Regions from separate parts of the Homo sapiens genome. Here region 1 is linked to region 2. A link is an interaction called in ENCODE POLR2A ChIA-PET data of the cell type or tissue named here. Cell type or tissue: K562. All regions are shown on one strand. Each heading gives the region's core, and the rest is flanking DNA. Links, peaks and the distances in the headings are about the cores only.

What was found. Peaks named below come from ENCODE experiments on the same cell type or tissue, not always from the same donor. Only the 100,000 strongest peaks of a DNase experiment are listed, where the experiment ranks them.
Region 1: POLR2A ChIA-PET joins it to region 2 with 5 read pairs; 1 of 35 experiments calls an interaction of 5 or more read pairs at or near these places.

The regions. Positions count from the first base shown.
Region 1 is chr10:22,500,175-22,509,141 of GRCh38, forward strand. No RefSeq gene overlaps it. Among named protein-coding and RNA genes, the nearest start is that of LINC03027, 67 kb to the left of the region's middle. In K562, for the core only: no CTCF peak of the experiment used is centred there; a DNase peak (open chromatin) is centred at 3,827.
Region 2 is chr10:22,404,685-22,413,651 of GRCh38, forward strand. SPAG6 (sperm associated antigen 6) reads left to right here. Exons shown (of 11, transcript NM_012443.4): 10 at 6,347-6,492. Among named protein-coding and RNA genes, the nearest start is that of LINC03027, 29 kb to the right of the region's middle. RefSeq lists enhancers at 3,619-4,159, 4,160-4,698. In K562, for the core only: no CTCF peak of the experiment used is centred there; a DNase peak (open chromatin) is centred at 5,057.

The sequences.
Region 1 (8,967 bases), core at 721-8,720, 95 kb after region 2:
ATCTCTACAAAAAATAAAAAAAATGAGCCAGGTATCGTGGTGTGCATCTATAGTCCCAGTTACTCTGGAGGCTGAGGCAGGAGGATCATTTGAGCCCAGGAGTTTGAGGCTGCAGTGAGCTTTGATCACTCCACGGTACTCCAGTCTGGGTGATAGAGCAAGATCCTATCTCTAATTAAAAAGATACATAAATTAAAAAATTAATTTCATTGGGAGGCTGAGGCAGGAGGATTGCTTGAACCCAAGAGTTTGAGGCTGCAGTGAGCTATGATTACACCACTGTCACCTGGATGACAGAGTGAGACTCCATCTCTTTAAAAAAATATTAACTTCAGTGACTTTGGATTAATTAGTTTCATTTCACTTATATCCCTCTCACATTTTGGAGAGAGAAATATAGAAAAAGAAGAAAGAGGAGAGAGGGACAAAAGTTCTCAGACATTGGTGAAGTAACTGAAAGACTACAGGGTGAAATTGAATACTGAGAAATGCGTTTGTCCCAGGTCATTTAAGTTGTTAAAATCTACTGTCATTGGATAGTAAAGAAAGAGCTGTTTAAACTTTGGCAGCTTGATAGATTTTTTAAAAAGCCTCTTTTGCAAGGTTGACTTTAACATAAATCTTGAGCAAGCATAACATGTAAAACACCACTCAGGGCCATTACAGTTATGTTAAAGTTTTTATTTTCTCTCGCCAGCGGGATTTCTCTCTCCACTGGTATTATATGTGCCTGCCAAAACCATATAAAAAGGCTTCATGGAGAAAAGTTTCCAGTGCCAGAAGCCAATCCAGTTTTTTCCCAGATTTGAAGTTTAACACCGGGCCTGGAGACTGTTAGGAAATAGATGTTACAAAAGATGCGGAGTGAGGGAAGCCGGGAGGGAAGATGAATGAATTCAGTGTCCAGTGTTCCCAGGCTTCAGGGCAAAGGATGCAGATGCTTCAATTCATTACTGCGAGAGCTGAAGGGAGACAGAAGTTTGTGGTGTTTTTCAGTGACATTTATCTGCTCATCTGTCAGGAGTTTCTTTCTGTCAACAGGGATAAGCTGCTAAAAAACAAAACCACATGCAACCCTGCAGCTCACAATAATCAGTTATGTACCTTGGCACTTTTCACACATATTGATGCCAACACAAGTCATCTTGTTTCCTCTCTCCCTCTTAAAATTAGGAATTACAGAGAGGGCTATAGGGAAAAAAAATGATTGTCTCTAGTAAATAGCTTTGGTGAAACACACACGTATACACACACACACACACACACATCCTTCCTGTGGCATTTAGACTAACACCAACCTGTCTAGAGCTGACAGTCATATTTTTATATTGTGACATGGGCCACATATTCAGGACCATCGAGATAGATAAGAATTTTGAAGGCCCCTGTGATTCTACTGCGTGAGGAAGGCTTTGTTTGGCTCCAGGCTCTGTTCTCAGGACAATGGGCTGTGAGTGATATATGCAAATGTGTCCTTTTCCCATTACTGGAAGTGACCTTTATTATTAGATTGGAATAGCAACATCAATTCTTGGGTTAATATGACTTATTGGCCTAAAGGGAGGGAACATGTTCTCCTAGCAAGATTTAAAAACTGAGAATTAGGTACAATTCTTGCCTTCACCATAGCTAGAGAATCCTTGTGTGATGTTGGAGAAACACGTTACCTTTGTGTATCTCATTTGCTCTGTTTGGAGATTAGGGAAAACCACATCTCCCAGGAGCATTATGAGCCTTTATTAAGGGTTTCCCAAAAAACCTGGAAGAGATTGATTCCCACCCAAAACAATATTTGGATTACTTTAAGCCCCAGTGCCATGGAGGAGGCCAGATTCAGAGAAAAGCGTGTCAGTAAAAATCATTAATGAAGTCAACAGTTACTGCTTATTGGCAAGATGGTCCTGTTGCAACTAAATACAGAAAGCGCAAGAAGGTAATTTCCCTGAGGGGATGGTGTTGCCTTGCCAAGCAAACTATCCCTAGCCATCCTGTAAGCCTGCATCATGAGGCCTTGAACAATGAGTCTAAGTATAATTTAAGTGCTCTTTTCAGACTCCAATCTTGGTTATTTAATTATTTTGAGATGGAGCCTCACTCTGTTGCCCAGGCTGGAGTGCAGTGGTGAGATCTTGGCTCACTGCAACCTCTGACTCCTGGGTTCAAGTGATTCTCCTGCCTCGGCCTCCCAAGTAGTTGGGATTACAGGAGCCCACCACCATGCCTGCTAAGTTTTTGTTTTTTTTTTTTTTGTTTTTTGTTTTGTTTTTTTTTTGGATTTTTAGTAGAGGCGAGGTTTCACCATGTTGGCCAAGCTGGGTCTTGAACTCCTGACCTTAGATGATCCGCCCGCCTTGGCCTCCCAAAGTGCTGGGATTACAGGTATGAGCCACCGTGCTCAGCCTCATCTTAGTTATTTATTTGCCCCATGATAACACCTTACATTTTAAAAATGCCTTAAAATAACCTGATCAGTTTTTCCAAGTCAAAATATATTAAGAAGCAGGGAGAAAAAGACTAACCTTAAAGATGAAAAGGCAAGCTAGCATGTCCTGACTAGTAACATGGAGTCACTGGCAAAGTAAGCACAGATGAATGGGGTACATTTTTTAGGAGTCTGGGATTTCAAAAGAAGCAAATTAAAAGTAGTGATATCATTGAAAGGAAGAAAGCACTGGTCACTGTTAGAGGAGGGTTGGGATACTTTAAGTTAAAAAACAAAACAAAACAAACAACAAAAGTAAAGACAAGGTTTGCAACTGTGTGAACATTTATGCAGTTTGCCCTCATGTTCTACAGATAAATTGCTGTTTTAAAGCTCACCTGAAGTGTATCCATCCAAAGAAGTTAAGATATCGCTTTGCTAAAATATCCTTCTATGTAAAAGAGGCATTTTTGGCTGGGTTTCCCATCCTTTGGGTTAAAATGATTAAGTATGTAATTGCTTAGGAAGTAATCCTATTATTTCAGATTTCATGCACAATAAATCTTTTTTCCTAATTTGAGGAATTATGAAGGGAAAATGAGATTCTCTGGTACATTTATTTTTGAAAGAACACTTGATAGATGTTGGAACTTCTAAGCAGCTCTGGTCTGGAAGAGGGTCTTAGCACCCGATTGAGAATTCTGTCTTGAAGGGTGAATATATGAAACCCACGTGACAGTCAAATGAGGTGATGTCTGCCTTTGGTTTAGAGCATAAAATCACCATAAAAACCTGACTTTTTAGAAGCAGGGCATAAAGGAATACTTTGTTTCATTAAAACCTCTAATATTTCTCATGGGAAGTTGGGCATTTGAGCAAATGTCTCGTCTTAAGCATTTAATAGTAAATTTGCACACCTAAGCATTTAACAGTAAATTTGCACACCTATGAGAAGTTTGGGGAAACCGGGCCTGTCTTTATTTCACAGTTTTGGTCACAAATGACCAGACAAGAAGGTGATTCTAAACAGAGGAGAAGAAAAGGATGGATGGGTCAGGGGAGGTGTTGGATGAATAGAGGAATTGCAAGTATCTCGGAGCTCCCAGTACCTAGGGCAGGCACTAATAAAGATTTGTTGCATAGATGGATGACTGGAGAGACAGAGTGAAAGGTTTTGTGGCCACAAAGAAAGGTCAGTCACTGCATTTTCTTGTAGATTCTCTTCCCTCTCCCCATGATTGGGAAGTGGGGACTTCTGATTAAGTTGATTAATATGCCCTAAACGAACTACTTAATGTCAAAAAAAAAGTGTTCAAAGGCCTCAATAACATTCACACCACACAGACCAAGCCAACCATGATTTATGTGGCTCTTTGGTGAGTCATAAAGCCCTGAGGACACTGCAGTACCCGGGTGTCATTTATCACCAGGCAGCTTAGCAAAAACATTCTGCGAACTCTTGTTTTCGGATAAATTTGATTCCGGAGGACTAGTAATTTCTTTTATTTAAATTTAAATTTTTATTTTTAGATGATGAAACATGCTGTTACCTAATCTATACTTGAAATTTTGACAAGAGTATTTTGCATGTTGTTGGGGTGGACACCAGCGTCCACCTTTGTGGATAGGTTTGGCCTTTGCTAAGTGGGATTCTTCTTGGGGGTCTGCCGGGGCTCTGTGGGAAAGGGACCCTCTGTAAGTGAGAAGATTTAAGCCACAAGCAATTAAACGGAGCTTTTGGAATTTGTGTTGAGTTTTTTCTTTGTGACTTTGGCTCTGTTTATAGTTTAATGGGATAAACATCCTTTTTTCTTATGCTTTTTAAACTTCTTCATTGCTCCTCAAAAATATTTTTAGGAAGTTTTTTTTTTTTTGGTTGGTTGGTTTTGTAGAGATGGGGTCTCGCTATGTTGCCCAGGCTGGACTCAAAACTCCTGAGCTCAAGGGATCCTCCTGCCTCAGCCTCCCAAGTAGCTGGGACTACAGGTGTGCTACATCATGACCAGGAAATTTGTATTATTTAACTTTTATAATTTAGTGAAACATCTAAGGATAATTTATTCACAACATCCAAGAAGCTGGATGTTCACACAAGAATTCTTCCTACCCCCTCATGTCTCTCTCTCCCCAAGACAGAGCAGACCCATCAACATGGTTTCCTTGAATTTCTATTTGAACACAGTTTATTTTTCCTGAGTTGTATAATAGATCTAAAGAACACTCCAACAGAGGATCTGCACACATTTTACCTTTAGAGAAAAACCAGAGTGGAAGCCAACAGCCAGAAAAGGTTTTAGGAAGATATTGAGCAAGTGGCTAGATGTTAGATTACGAGGCAACATGAGAATGAAGAAAACCATATCTTGGCTGTTGTTTAGACAGCTTCAGATAAAACTCTAATCCTGACAGAAAACCCATCAGCAATGTGTACATCAGGTCCTGGGAAGCTGTTTTTCTGTCACTGGAGGTGAGAGTCTCTAACATGATCCGCCCAGGAGAAACTCCTTTTGGAAAGCTGGCGGCAGGCTGAACAGTCAGCTAGAATGCCTTACCTGCCGTTTTCTCTTCCTTTTTGTCAGAGCCCAGGGTTCCTCAGGAATTCCATTGGTTCCATAAAGTTATAATCTTCTTATCAGTGTGTTGCTTTCTGTTACTGCCGAAAAGACATTACTCCCTCTAGGGTATGATCGGATCCTACTTGGTGATGGACATTGGAACTTAACTTTGTCTTACATACAAATCAAATCGTAACATCCAAACATTGACCTTGGGCTGACATTAGAGTAGAAATGGCTGACCTTGCTCTGAAACATCATATGAAGATAGAAGAAAGGAAGTTTAAAAGAATGATTGAGAGGGAAGGACAATGTTCTGATAATATGGTTCATAAATAGGAAGGAACGAAAATGAGACATAAAGACAGAGCATTGACGTATCTATAACTCTATAGCATCTGTGATACCCTACCTGTCTATAATGCAGATGGTTGTATGAACATGGCTTCCATTATTCCGTCTAATAGGAAAACCTTATGAATACCCACAGTCCTGAATGGATGTGCTACATCCTAAAACTAGTGCATAACATAAGTTACCTCAGGTAATCACTAAAACAACCGTGTAATGTGGAAACTGAATCTCTGAAGCCTTCCCAGGGTCATGCTGCAAGGGCTGGGATTCAACTTCAGATTTAAAGGATTTTAAAGTCTCTGCTTTCCTTACTCTGGGATATGCAAGGACAGACATGAGGCTTTGCACTTGGAATCTGGAGTATGTTGGGAAGACACATATCTATCTATAGGCAGCAAGCAGAGGCCAGAGGCCCAGACCCTTAGTGAGAGGGTGCCCCCAGTCCTCCAGTGCTGGCATGATGTTGCAGTTGTCTTCCAAGCTAGCCTGTAAACTGCCATAGTTCATTGACTTGTTACATTGTCAGCGGCTCTCACAAGGCTTAACCCATAGTAGGAACCCAATAAAAGTTTGCTCAATGAGATTATGACATAAATTCTGTATAATCAAGTCTTGGAAGTCTGCCCCGTCTGTTCATCTAGAGATCTTGTTTCTTGGCAGCACTGACTCTGTGGCAGCCCTGGTTTATGGGCGTCTGGGACACCTACTCTGACAGCTCAACCCAGCCTGCCCACACAGCCCGCTCGCTTCCTCTGCTGACTGTTAGAGCTGCTCCCAGCACTAACACCGGGGCTGCTGTTGACATCTGATTCACACGTCTCGATTGTTTTTGCCCCTGTGAGAATTATGGTTGGGGAATAACAAATAAATGAAAATAAGTGAGAAAATAAAAATGAGGAAGAAGAGTCAAGGGGAGGAGATTCAACATCCTCTTTTGTACAAGTAAAGTGGTAAGTTCTGAGTGGACATTTGCTCAAAGAGTAATGAGGAGGTGAGTCGACATCTGGTACCATCACTGATGCTCATGATTCAATTCAGCCATGGGAATGTCCAGCCAATCAACCAATCATCACCCGGTCGTTGCCAGATTTATGGGATCTGCTTCAGGGTGCTGAGAAGGTGGAAGTGAGAATGTAACTCATTATTCTCTCTGCTTAACACACAGGCAGAGATTTCCAGGAGCAAAACCACCAGGAAGAAGGAGAGTTAACTGTGGGCTTGGGCTGCTTTGTGGGCATCTTCCTGCCCTCTCTTCTTTTTGAGAGCCCTTTGAAGGATCAACAGTTGGCCATTTCCCCCATCCCAGAGCAGGCTCCGAGAAATCACACCTTGGAGGGAATGCAGGCTCTAGAGATGGGCAGTCCAGGAAACTTCCAGGCTCCCCTGACCATCGAGCCTCACTGTCTTCTTTATATTGATGGAAAGAAATTCCCAGAACAAGGGAGATAGTGAGTGCTCCAAGTGATGACAAATAACATTTTAAAAGTCAAAGGTATTTACCTCAATTTCAATCTCATCACTTTTTAAAAGAGTTATGATTTAATTTGTATTCTGAACTAGGTAAATAACATGCAAAAGGTACAAAAGGATACATAATGGAGAGGAAGTCTCCTTCCCACCTGTTTCCTTCCCTTCCCGGGGGCAATCACTGAAACTGGTTTCCTGTGTTTTCTCCCCGAGATACTCTATGTATCTACAGTCTGTATGTCTCTGTATACATGTGAAACACACATTGACTTGTCCTCTGTACACTTTGGCATCATGGTATTTTTTTTTTCTCATTTTTTGGTTAATTTTGGACAGATCATTCTAACATTTAACACTAAAATGTACATCCTCACATTTTTTTTTTCTTTTTTTAATTGTCCAACACAGAGTCTCGCTCTGTGGCCCAGGCTTGAGTACAGTGGCACAATCTTGGCTCATGCAACCTCTGCCTCCTGGGTTCAAGAGATTCTCCTGCCTTAGCCTCCTGAGTAGCTGGGTCTACAGGTGTGTGCCACAACACCTGGCTAATTTTTGGTATTTTTAGTAGAAATGGGGTTTCACCATGTTGGCTAGGTTGGTCATGAACTCCTGACCTCAAGCAATCTGCCCACCTCGGCCTTCCAAAGTGCTGGGATTAGAGGCATGAGCCAGTGCATCCGGCCCATCCCCATTCTTTTTAAGGGCTGTGTGGTTGCCTCTTTCTTGGATAACATCTCATTTATTTAACAGTCTTCTTCTACCAGACATGGAATTTGCTTTCCACAGTTGCTATTACAAACAGTGCTTCAGTGAATGTGCAGACATTATTTCACATGTATTTGAGTGTGTATGTCAGATATATTCCTATCAAAGGCATTGCTATGTCAAGGGAGTAAATTGAGTACCGTCATTTGCAGACATGATCCAGTGTGTGCTGCCTCATCATGTTCAGCCTTCTAATACTCTTGGCCTTCAACAATTTTTTAATTATACAGGATCTTGCTTAGTTGTCCAGGCTGGAGTGCAGTGGCACAGGGCTCACTGCAGCCTCAACCCTATGGGCTCCAGTGAGTATCCTGCCTCAGCCTCCTGGCTAATTTAAAAAAATTTTTTTAATTTTTATTTTTTTATTATACTTTAAGTTCTGTGGTACATGTGCACAATGTGCAGGTTTGTTACACCCATCAATTCGTCATTTACATTAGGTATTTCTCCTGATGCTATCCATCCCCCAGCCCCCCATCCCCTGACAGGCCCCAGTGTGTGATGGTCCCCTCCGTGTGTCCATGTGTTCTCATTGTTCAGCTCCCACTTATGAGTGAGAACATGTGGTGTTTGGTTTTCTCTTCTTGTGTTACTTTGCTGAGAATGATGGTTTCCAGTTTCATCCATGTCCCTGCAAAGGACATGAACTCATCCTTTTTTATGGCTGCATAGTATTCCATGGTGTATATGTGCCACATTTTATTTATCCAGTCTATCACTGATGGGCATTTGGGTTGGTTCCAAGACTTTGCTGTTGTGAACAGTGCTGCAATAAACATGCGGGTGCATGTGTCTTTATAGTAGAATGATTTATAATCCTTTGGGTATATACCCAGTAATGAGATTGCTGGGTCAAATGGTATTTCTAGTTCTAGATCATTGGGGAGTTGCCACACTGTCATCTACAATGGTTGAACTAATTTACACTCCCACCAACAATGTAAAAGTGTTCCTATTTCTCCACATCCTCTCCAGCACCTGTTGTTTCCTGACTTTTTAATGATCACCATTCTAAGTGGCGTGAGATGGTATCTCATTGTGGTTTTGATTTGCATTTCTCTAATGACCAGTGATGATGTACATTTTTTCATAAGTTTGTTGGCCGCATAAATGTCTTCTTTTGAGAAGTGTCTGTTCATATCCTTTGCCCACTTTTTGATGGGGTTGTTCGTTTTTTTTTTGTAAATTTGTTTAAGTTCTTTGTAGAGTCTGGATATTAGCCCTTTGTCAGATGGGTAGATTGCAAAAAATTTCTCCCATTCTGTAGATTGCCTGTTCACTCTGATAATTTCTCTTGCTGTGCAGAAATTTTTTAGTTTAATTAGATCCCATTTGTCTATTTTGGCTTTTGTTGCCATTGCTATTGCTGTTTTAGTCATGAAGACCTTGCCCATGCCTATGTTC
Region 2 (8,967 bases), core at 797-8,796:
AGCTTGATGGGGATGGCATTGAATCTGTAAATTACCTTGGGCAGTATGGCCATTTTCACAATATTGATTCTTCCTACCCATGAGCATGGAATGTTCTTCCATTTGTTTGTATCCTCTTTTATTTCCTTGAGCAGTGGTTTGTAGTTCTCCTTGAAGAGGTCCTTCATTCACATCCCTTGTAAGTTGGATTCCTAGGTATTTTATTCTCTTTGAAGCAATTGTGAATGGGAGTTCACTCATGATTTGGCTGTTTGTCTGTTGTTGGTGTATAAGAATGCTTGTGATTTTTGTACATTGATTTTGTATCCTGAGACTTTGCTGAAGTTGCTTATCAGCTTAAAGAGATTTTGGGCTGAGACAATGGGGTTTTCTAGATATACAATCATGTCGTCTGCAAACAGGGACAGTTTGACTTCTTCTTTTCCTAACTGAATACCCTTTATTTCCTTCTCCTGCCTAATTGCCCTGGCCAGAACTTCCAACACAATGTTGAATAGGAGTGGTGAGAGAGGGCATCCCTGTCTTGTGCCAGTTTTCAAAGGGAATGCTTCCAGTTTTTGCCCATTCAGTATGATATTGGCTGTGGGTTTGTCATAGATAGCTCTTATTATTTTGAGATATGTCCCATCAATACCTAATTTATTGAGAGTTTTTAACATGAAGAGTTGTTGAATTTTGTCAAAGGCCTTTTCTGCATCTATTGAGATAATCATGTGGTTTTTGTCTTTGGTTCTGTTTATATGCTGGATTACATTTATTGATTTGCATATATTGAACCAGCCTTGCATCCCAGGGATGAAGCCCACTTGATCATGGTGGATAAGCTTTTTGATGTGCTGCTGGATTCGGTTTGCCAGTATTTTATTGAGGATTTTTGCATCAATGTTCATCAAGGATATTGGTCTAAAATTCTCTTTTTTGGTTGTGTCTCTGCCCGGCTTTGGTATCAGGATGATGCTGGCCTCATAAAATGAGTTAGGGAGGATTCCCTCTTTTTCTATTGATTGGAATAGTTTCAGAAGGAATGGTACCAGCTCCTCCTTGTACGTCTGGTAGAATTCGGCTGTGAATCCATCTGGTCTTGGACTCTTTTTGGTTCGTAAGCTATTGATTATTGCCACAATTTCAGATCCTGTTATTGGACTATTCAGAGATTCAACTTCTTCCTGGTTTAGTGTTGGGAGAGTGTATGTGTCGAGGAATTTATCCATTTCTTCTAGATTTTCTAGTTTATTTGCGTAGAGGTGTTTATAGTATTCTCTGATGGTAGTTTGTATTTCTGTGGGATCGGTGGTGATATCCCCTTTATCATTTTTTATTGCGTCTATCTGATTCTTCTCTCTTTTTTTCTTTATTAGTCTTGCTAGCGGTCTATCAATTTTGTGGATCTTTTCAAAAAACCAGCTCCTGGATTCGTTAATTTTTTGAAGGGTTTTTTGTGTCTCTATTTCCTTCAGTTCTGCTCTGATTTTAGTTATTTCTTGCCTTCTGCTAGCTTGTGAATGTGTTTGCTCTTGCTTCTTTAGTTCTTTTAATTGTGATGTTAGGGTGTCAATTTTGGATCTTTCCTGCTTTCTCTTGTGGGCATTTAGTGCTATAAATTTCCCTCTACACACTGCTTTGAATGCGTCCCAGAGATTCTGGTATGTTGTGTCTTTGTTCTCGTTGGTTTCAAAGAACATCTTTATTTCTGCCTTCATTTCGTTATGTATCCAGTAGTTATTCAGGAGCAGGTTGTTCAGTTTCCATGTAGTTGAGCGGTTTTGAGTAAGATTCTTAATCCTGAGTTCTAGTTTGATTGCACTGTGGTCTGAGAGACAGTTTGTTATAATTTCTGTTGTTTTACATTTGCTGAGGAGAGCTTTACTTCCAAGTATGTGATCAATTTTGGAATAGGTGTGGTGTGGTGCTGAAAAAAATGTATATTCTGTTGATTTGGGGTGGAGAGTTCTGTAGATGTCTATTAGGTCTGCTTGGTGCAGTGCTGAGTTCAATTCCTGGGTTTCCTTGTTTACTTTCTGTCTCGTTGATCTGTCTGTGTTGACAGTGGGGTGTTAAAGTCTCCCATTATTATTGTGTGGGAGTCTAAGTCTCTTTGTAGGTCACTCAGGACTTGCTTTATGAATCTTGGTGCTCCTGTATTGGGTGCATATATATTTAGGATAGTTAGCTCTTCTTGTTGAATTGATCCCTTTACCATTATGTAATGGCCTTCTTTGTCTCTTTTGATCTTTGTTGGTTTAAAGTCTGTTTTATCAGAGACTAGGATTGCAACCCCTACCTTTTTTTGTTTTCCATTTGCTTGGTAGATCTTCCTCCATCCTTTTATTTTGAGCCTATGTGTGTCTCTGCACGTGAGATGGGTTTCCTGAATATAGCACACTGATGTGTCTTGACTCTTTATCCAATTTGCCAGTCTGTGTCTTTTAATTGAAGAATTTAGTCCATTTACATTTAAAGTTAATATTGTTATGTGTGAATTTGATCCTGTCATTATGATGTTAGCTGGTGATTTTGCTCGTTAGTTGATGCAGTTTCTTCCTAGTCTCGATGGTCTTTACATTTTGGCATGATTTTGCAGCAGCTGGTATCGGTTGTTTCTTTCCATGTTTAGCGCTTCCTTCAGGAGCTCTTTTAGGGCAGGCCTGGTGGTGACAAAATCTCTCAGCATTTGCTTGTCTGTAAAGTATTTTATTTCTCCTTCACTTATGAAGCTTAGTTTGGCTGGATATGAAATTCTGGGTTGAAAATTCTTTTCTTTAAGAATGTTGAATATTGGCCCCCACTCTCTTCTGGCTTATAGAGTTTCTGCCGAGAGATCAGCTGTTAGTCTGATGGGCTTCCCTTTGTGGGTAACCTGACCTTTCTCTCTGGCTGCCCTTAACATTTTTTCCTTCATTTCAACTTTGGTGAATCTGACAATTATGTGTCTTGGAGTTGCTCTTCTCGAGGAGTATCTTTGTGGCGTTCTCTGTATTTCCTGAATCTCAATGTTGGCCTGCCTTGCTAGATTGGGGAAGTTCTCCTGGATAATATCCTGCAGAATGTTTTCCAACTTGGTTCCATTCTCCCCGTCACTTTCAGGTACACCAATCAGACGTAGATTTGGTCTTTTCACATAGTCCCATATTTCTTGGAGGCTTTGCTCATTTCTTTTTATTCTTTTTTCTCTAACCTTCCTTTCTCGCTTCATTTCATTCATTTCATCTTCCATTGCTGATACCCTTTCTTCCAGTTGATCGCATTGGCTCCTGAGGCTTCTGCATTCTTCACGTAGTTCTCGAGCCTTGGTTTTCAGCTCCATCAGCTCCTTTAAGCACTTCTCTGTATTGGTTATTCTAGTTATACATTCTTCTAAATTTTTTTCAAAGTTTTCAACTTCTTTGCCTTTGGTTTGAATGTCCTCCCGTAGCTCAGAGTAATTTGATCGCCTGAAGCCTTCTTCTCTCAGCTCGTCAAAGTCATTCTCCATCCAGCTTTGTTCCGTTGCTGGTGAGGAACTGCATTCCTTTGGAGGAGAGGCGCTCTGCTTTTTAGAGTTTCCAGTTTTTCTGTTCTGTTTTTTCCCCATCTTTGTGGTTTTATCTACTTTTGGTCTTTGATGATGTTGATGATGATGATGGGTTTTCGGTGTGGATGTCCTTTCTGTTTGTTAGTTTTCCTTCTAACAGACAGGACCCTCAGCTGCAGGTCTGTTGGAATACCCTGCCGTGTGAGGTGTCAGTGTGCCCCTGCTGGGGGGTGCCTCCCAGTTAGGCTGCTCGGGGGTCAGGGGTCAGGGACCCACTTGAGGAGGCAGTCTGCCGGTTCTCAGATCTCCAGCTGCGTGCTGGGAGAACCACTGCTCTCTTCAAAGCTGTCAGACAGGGACACTTAAGTCTGCAGAGGTTACTGCTGTCTTTTTGTTTGTCTGTGCCCTGCCCCCAGAGGTGGAGCCTACAGAGGCAGGCAGGCCTCCTTGAGCTGTGGTGGGCTGCACCCAGTTGGAGCTTCCCAGCTGCTTTGTTTACCTAAGCAAGCCTGGGCAATGGCGGGCGCCCCTCCCCCAGCCTCGCTGCCGCCTTTCAGTTTGATCTCAGACTGCTGTGCTAGCAATCAGCGAGACTCTGTGGGGGTAGGACCCTCCGAGCCATGTGTGGGATATAATCTCCTGGTGCTCCGTTTTTTAAGCCGATTGGAAAAGCACAGTATTTGGGTGGGAGTGACCCGATTTTCCAGGTGCCGTCTGTCACCCCTTTCTTTGACTAGGAAAGGGAACTCCCTGACCCCTTGCGCTTCCCGAGTGAGGCAATGCCTCGCCCTGCTTCGGCTCGCGCACCCACTGACCTGCGCCCACTGTCTGGCACTCCCTAGTGAGATGAACCTGGTACCTCAGATGGAAATGCAGAAATCACCCGTCCTCTTCATGGCTCACGCTGGGAGCTGTAGACCGGAGCTGTTCCTATTCGGCCATCTTGGCTCCTACCTCCCATGAATATTTTCTTAATCTAAAGATACCAAAGCACTAAAAAGAGATGATAAAGCAAGGTAGAAGGTGAAAAGATACTGAAGTGGCTGGGGACAGAGATAGGAAGTAATGAAAATTCTCCAGGCCAAATGAAATATGTAAAACCAATATATTTATAGAATATTACATTTTTTACAAATATATACTAGTGCAATCTTCTGTTGTCCAGCTGATTTATATTATTGCTCTATTAGCAAGATCCTTTTGTGGTTTTAATTATTTGTTAAATGCCTACATGTACCCAGCTCTCTGTTGAGCATTGGGGAACAGACAAAAAAGATTAAGTTGTTCTTCAGGGAACTTTATAATCTAGCTGAGGAGAGCAGACAAAACAATTAGAAAACATTTCAATGTACTAGACTTGGAGATAAACTTTTTTTAAAAGAAGGAATGAGTGAATATAGTCTGAAGTCTTCAGATAGGGCTTCAATGGAGGAAGGACAAGTGAAAAGAGCTGGTCCTTGCAGAAGGAACAAGATCAGAAAAAAAGAGCGTTTCGGTCAGAGGGATAGTAGCAGTGACTAAGGAAGAGAGCAGGACTTCCCACATTGTGACCCCACCCCTTCCCCAGGACCTTCCTAGTCTGGTCAGTCTTTTTTTTTGTCTCTCATAATAAATTTCTTCATTTCCACTGGCTTTTTCCTGTCAACCTGCAAACGTGCTCAAGTCTCCCTGATCCTAAGATCAAAACCTGCAACATCTTTAGCCTTTAGTTCTATCCTACCGTGGTCTACTGATACCCTGTTTTCTCTTTCTGAAACTTTAAAGTTTGCCTTGACTTCCTTACTTGGGACACTTTCCTCAGCTGCTGATAGCCTGCCTTCCTCAACCTCCCCTCCACACACAGCTGCCTTTAGTCAAGTCTTCAGCACCTTCTCTTCACTGTCAGATCCAGTGACTTGTTTTTTAGTTTTCATTGGTTGCTTTAAGAAACCTTCTCTTGGATTTATTGATTCCTTACGTTTCTGATCTTCTGTCTCTCTAACATTTCAGTCCCCTTTCTATGCCTACTCTTTAGTATATTCATTCATTTGTTAAACATTTGTTGAACCTCTGTTAGGTACCAGGCACGAGGGAAATGAATGAATGAACTCAAGTATAGTTTCTGCCTTCAGTGACATTGTGACAGACATATAATGGATAATTAAAAATTAAAATTAAAATATTATGTGGTATTTAGGTATTATGTGGTAAGCACGTGGATGGTGGTTTGACAGAATGCTGACAGAAGAAAAGGACTCAACTCATCCTGGGATAAGGGGATAGGGGCTTCCAGAGAAGGATTCTTAAAGGAGGTGACACTTGAGCTAAGTCTTAAAAGATGACTAAGAGTTAACCAAGCATAAGGGGAGAGGTTTGTGGAGTGTGGAAAGCCATTTTAGGAAGAGGTAGCAGCGTGGGCAAAGGCAAGAGATGACACAGCATGCATGCTGTGATGTTACTGAAACAATATTTAGGATGGAGATTAGTGGTGGCTGGAGAGGTATTTAGGAGCTGGGTCCCAGAGGACCCTTTGTGCCTTGTTAAGGAGCTTGCCTTTAAATTCTTAGGGAGCAAAGAGACCTTGAATGGTGTAAGCTTTATATTTTACATCTGTGAGTGGATCTCCATTGCCTTTGCCCATGTTCATTGCCTTTATTTCATTTCTTCAACCTAAAAATTAACACATTCTAAAAAGCACATTTCACTTCAAATTAGCAGCAGATTTGGCTCATTATGTTATAGGTATATTGGGTATAAATTCTCTTTTACATTTTCTCACATACAGTATTGCTTTTCAATAGTAATAATCTAACTTGGAAAAGAAAAGCTGACATTTTATGTGCTTCACTTTGCAAGGTGCTGCCGCATGATAGCAAAGCTCGACGACTTTTTGTAACAAGTGGTGGCCTTAAAAAAGTTCAAGAGATAAAAGCAGAACCTGGTTCTCTCCTTCAAGAATACATCAACAGTATTAACAGTTGTTACCCCGAGGAAATAGTGAGGTGGGGAAAATGGACTTTGAAACGTTCAATATTAGAATGTAGTTTTTCTGTTTTCACATCTAGGTTTTATATCCACTGTGTCAAAATGTGGACTTTGAAATACGATGTGAGGCCAATATGTACCTTTATTTCTCTCTTGATCTCTTCCCCCTGCCAAATTAATTAATGATCTGACTGACACGCACATTTCCAATTCAAACTGGAATGTCATTTAAGACATTTTTGTACTAATTTAACATGTGCTTTACTAAAGAGTACCCAAATATAGAGTTCAAAGTAACCAGTTTTTAAATTGTGAATACCTGATTATAAAAGGCCTATAGATTCTGAGTTTCATAGTTCCCTGCATATTACTATTCTACCTTAAGCTCACATTTACATTAATGAGACTATCACAGGTAGAAAAGAGATGTTGAGTAACAACAAAAAAGTTATTATCTAAATGCAAAAAAACCCCAAAATGATGTTTATTATTTACAGGTACTTCAGAGTAATATAGCAAGATGCTATTTTCAGGATTAATAAAAAAGATTCATTTTTAAATGAAGTTGATTTGCAGAGCATTCAACCTAAGCCTCGGTCCTTGTAAGCCTAATGGAGAACTATTCCACTAAACTCTAAATAAATAAAAGCAAAAAAAGAGAATGATTTAAACAACTGAATCTTTTTTTTTTTTTTTTTTTTTTTTTTGAGACAGAGTCTTGCTCTGTCGTCCAGGCTGGAGTGCAGTGGCGCGATTTCGGCTCACTGCAAGCTCCACCTCCCAGGTTCACGCCGTTCTCCTGCGTCGGCCTCCCGAGTAGCTGGTACTACAGACGCCCGCCATCACGCCCAGCTAATTTTTTTGTATTTTTAGTAGAGACGGGGTTTCACCGTGTTAGCCAGGTTGGTCTCGATATCCTGACGTCGTGATCCGCCCGCCTAGGCCTCCCAGAGTGCTGGGATTACAGGCGTGAGCCACCGCGACCGCCCGGCCAAACAACTGAATCTTTAAAAATGCCCCCAAGGCATGCAGGATAAAGGCATATTTATCTGTATTTTCTAATCCTACATTTATTTCTTATTTTCTTTGATTAATATTGGAAAATATAAATTCTAATTTTTAAAACTTACATGCTGTAACATATACTTACGCAAGTTGCAACATGTCTGTTAATTCTTCCTGTTTAATATCAATGGTGTTTAATACGTATGGTAACATTAATTTTAAAAGCACAAAAGCAATTTTAAGATTAAAATTTGTTTTCTATCCACATATTTTTACCCAGTAAATTCTTTCCAGAGTTGCAAGTTTGTGCACTTTTTAGGAAGTTTATGAGAACTCCTTGACCAAAAGAGTTCCAATAGGTAAGCTTTGAAATATTAATATATATGATACATCAAAGCAGTGATATATCATAACATGTATAATTAGTCTACATATAACACTCTGTCTCCAGGCTGGAGTGCAGTAGCGCGATCTTGGCTCAACTGCCATCTCCGCCTCCCGGGTTCAAGCTATTCTCCTGCCTCAGCCTCCCAAGTAGCTGGGACTACAGGCACACGCTACCACTCCCAGCTAATGTTTTGTAGTTTTAGTAGAGACAGGGTTTCACCATGTTGGCCAGGATGGTCTAGATCTCTTGACCTTGTGATCCGCCCACCTTGGCCTCCCAAAGTGCTGGGATTACAGGTGTGAGCCACCATACCCGGCCACAAATTTATATTTTAAAAGTTTGTATAACATAAAATGTGTAAAACCGTTAAATAAAGGAAATATTAAAATCTTTTTTGAAGAAAACAAAATTAATTTTTATACGTGGAATATGTGTCCCTTCACGAAGAATGGTATTTTATATAAGTTTAAGGTAACTTTCAATGCAATTTTGTTACAAAGTTACAGAAAGATGCAAAAAAAAAAAAAAAAAAAAAAGAACTAAAGTGTCCCCAGAATGAATGACCTATTAGAATCAACCAATGGTAAGGTACTTTATTGAAGAGAAGTTTTTTTTTTTTTCCACTTTTTTGAAGGCATATTTTAATTGAGCACCAGGAAAAACTACAAACTGCATCACATTAGAAATTAATCTAGTGCTGGCCAGGCTCAGTGGCTCATGCCTGTAATCTCAGCACTTTGGGAGGCCGAGGCGTGGGGATCACGAGGTCAGGAGATCGAGACCGTCCTGGCTAACACGGTGAAACCCCGTCTCTACTAAAAATACAAAAAATTAGCCTGGCATGGTGGCGGGCGCCTGTAGTCCCAGCTACTCAGAAGGCTGAGGCAGGAGAATGGCGTGAACCTGGGAGGCGGAGCTTGCAGTGAGCCGAGATTGTGCCACTGCACTCCGGCCTGGGTGACAGAGGGAGACTCCGTCTCACAAAAAAAAAAAATTAATCTAGTGCTTTGTCAAAATACCATTGTAAATTTTTAACTTCTCCACTTCCCCAATTCTGTGGGCTGGGATTTCATTTTTAAAATTGGCTAATTATTATAAA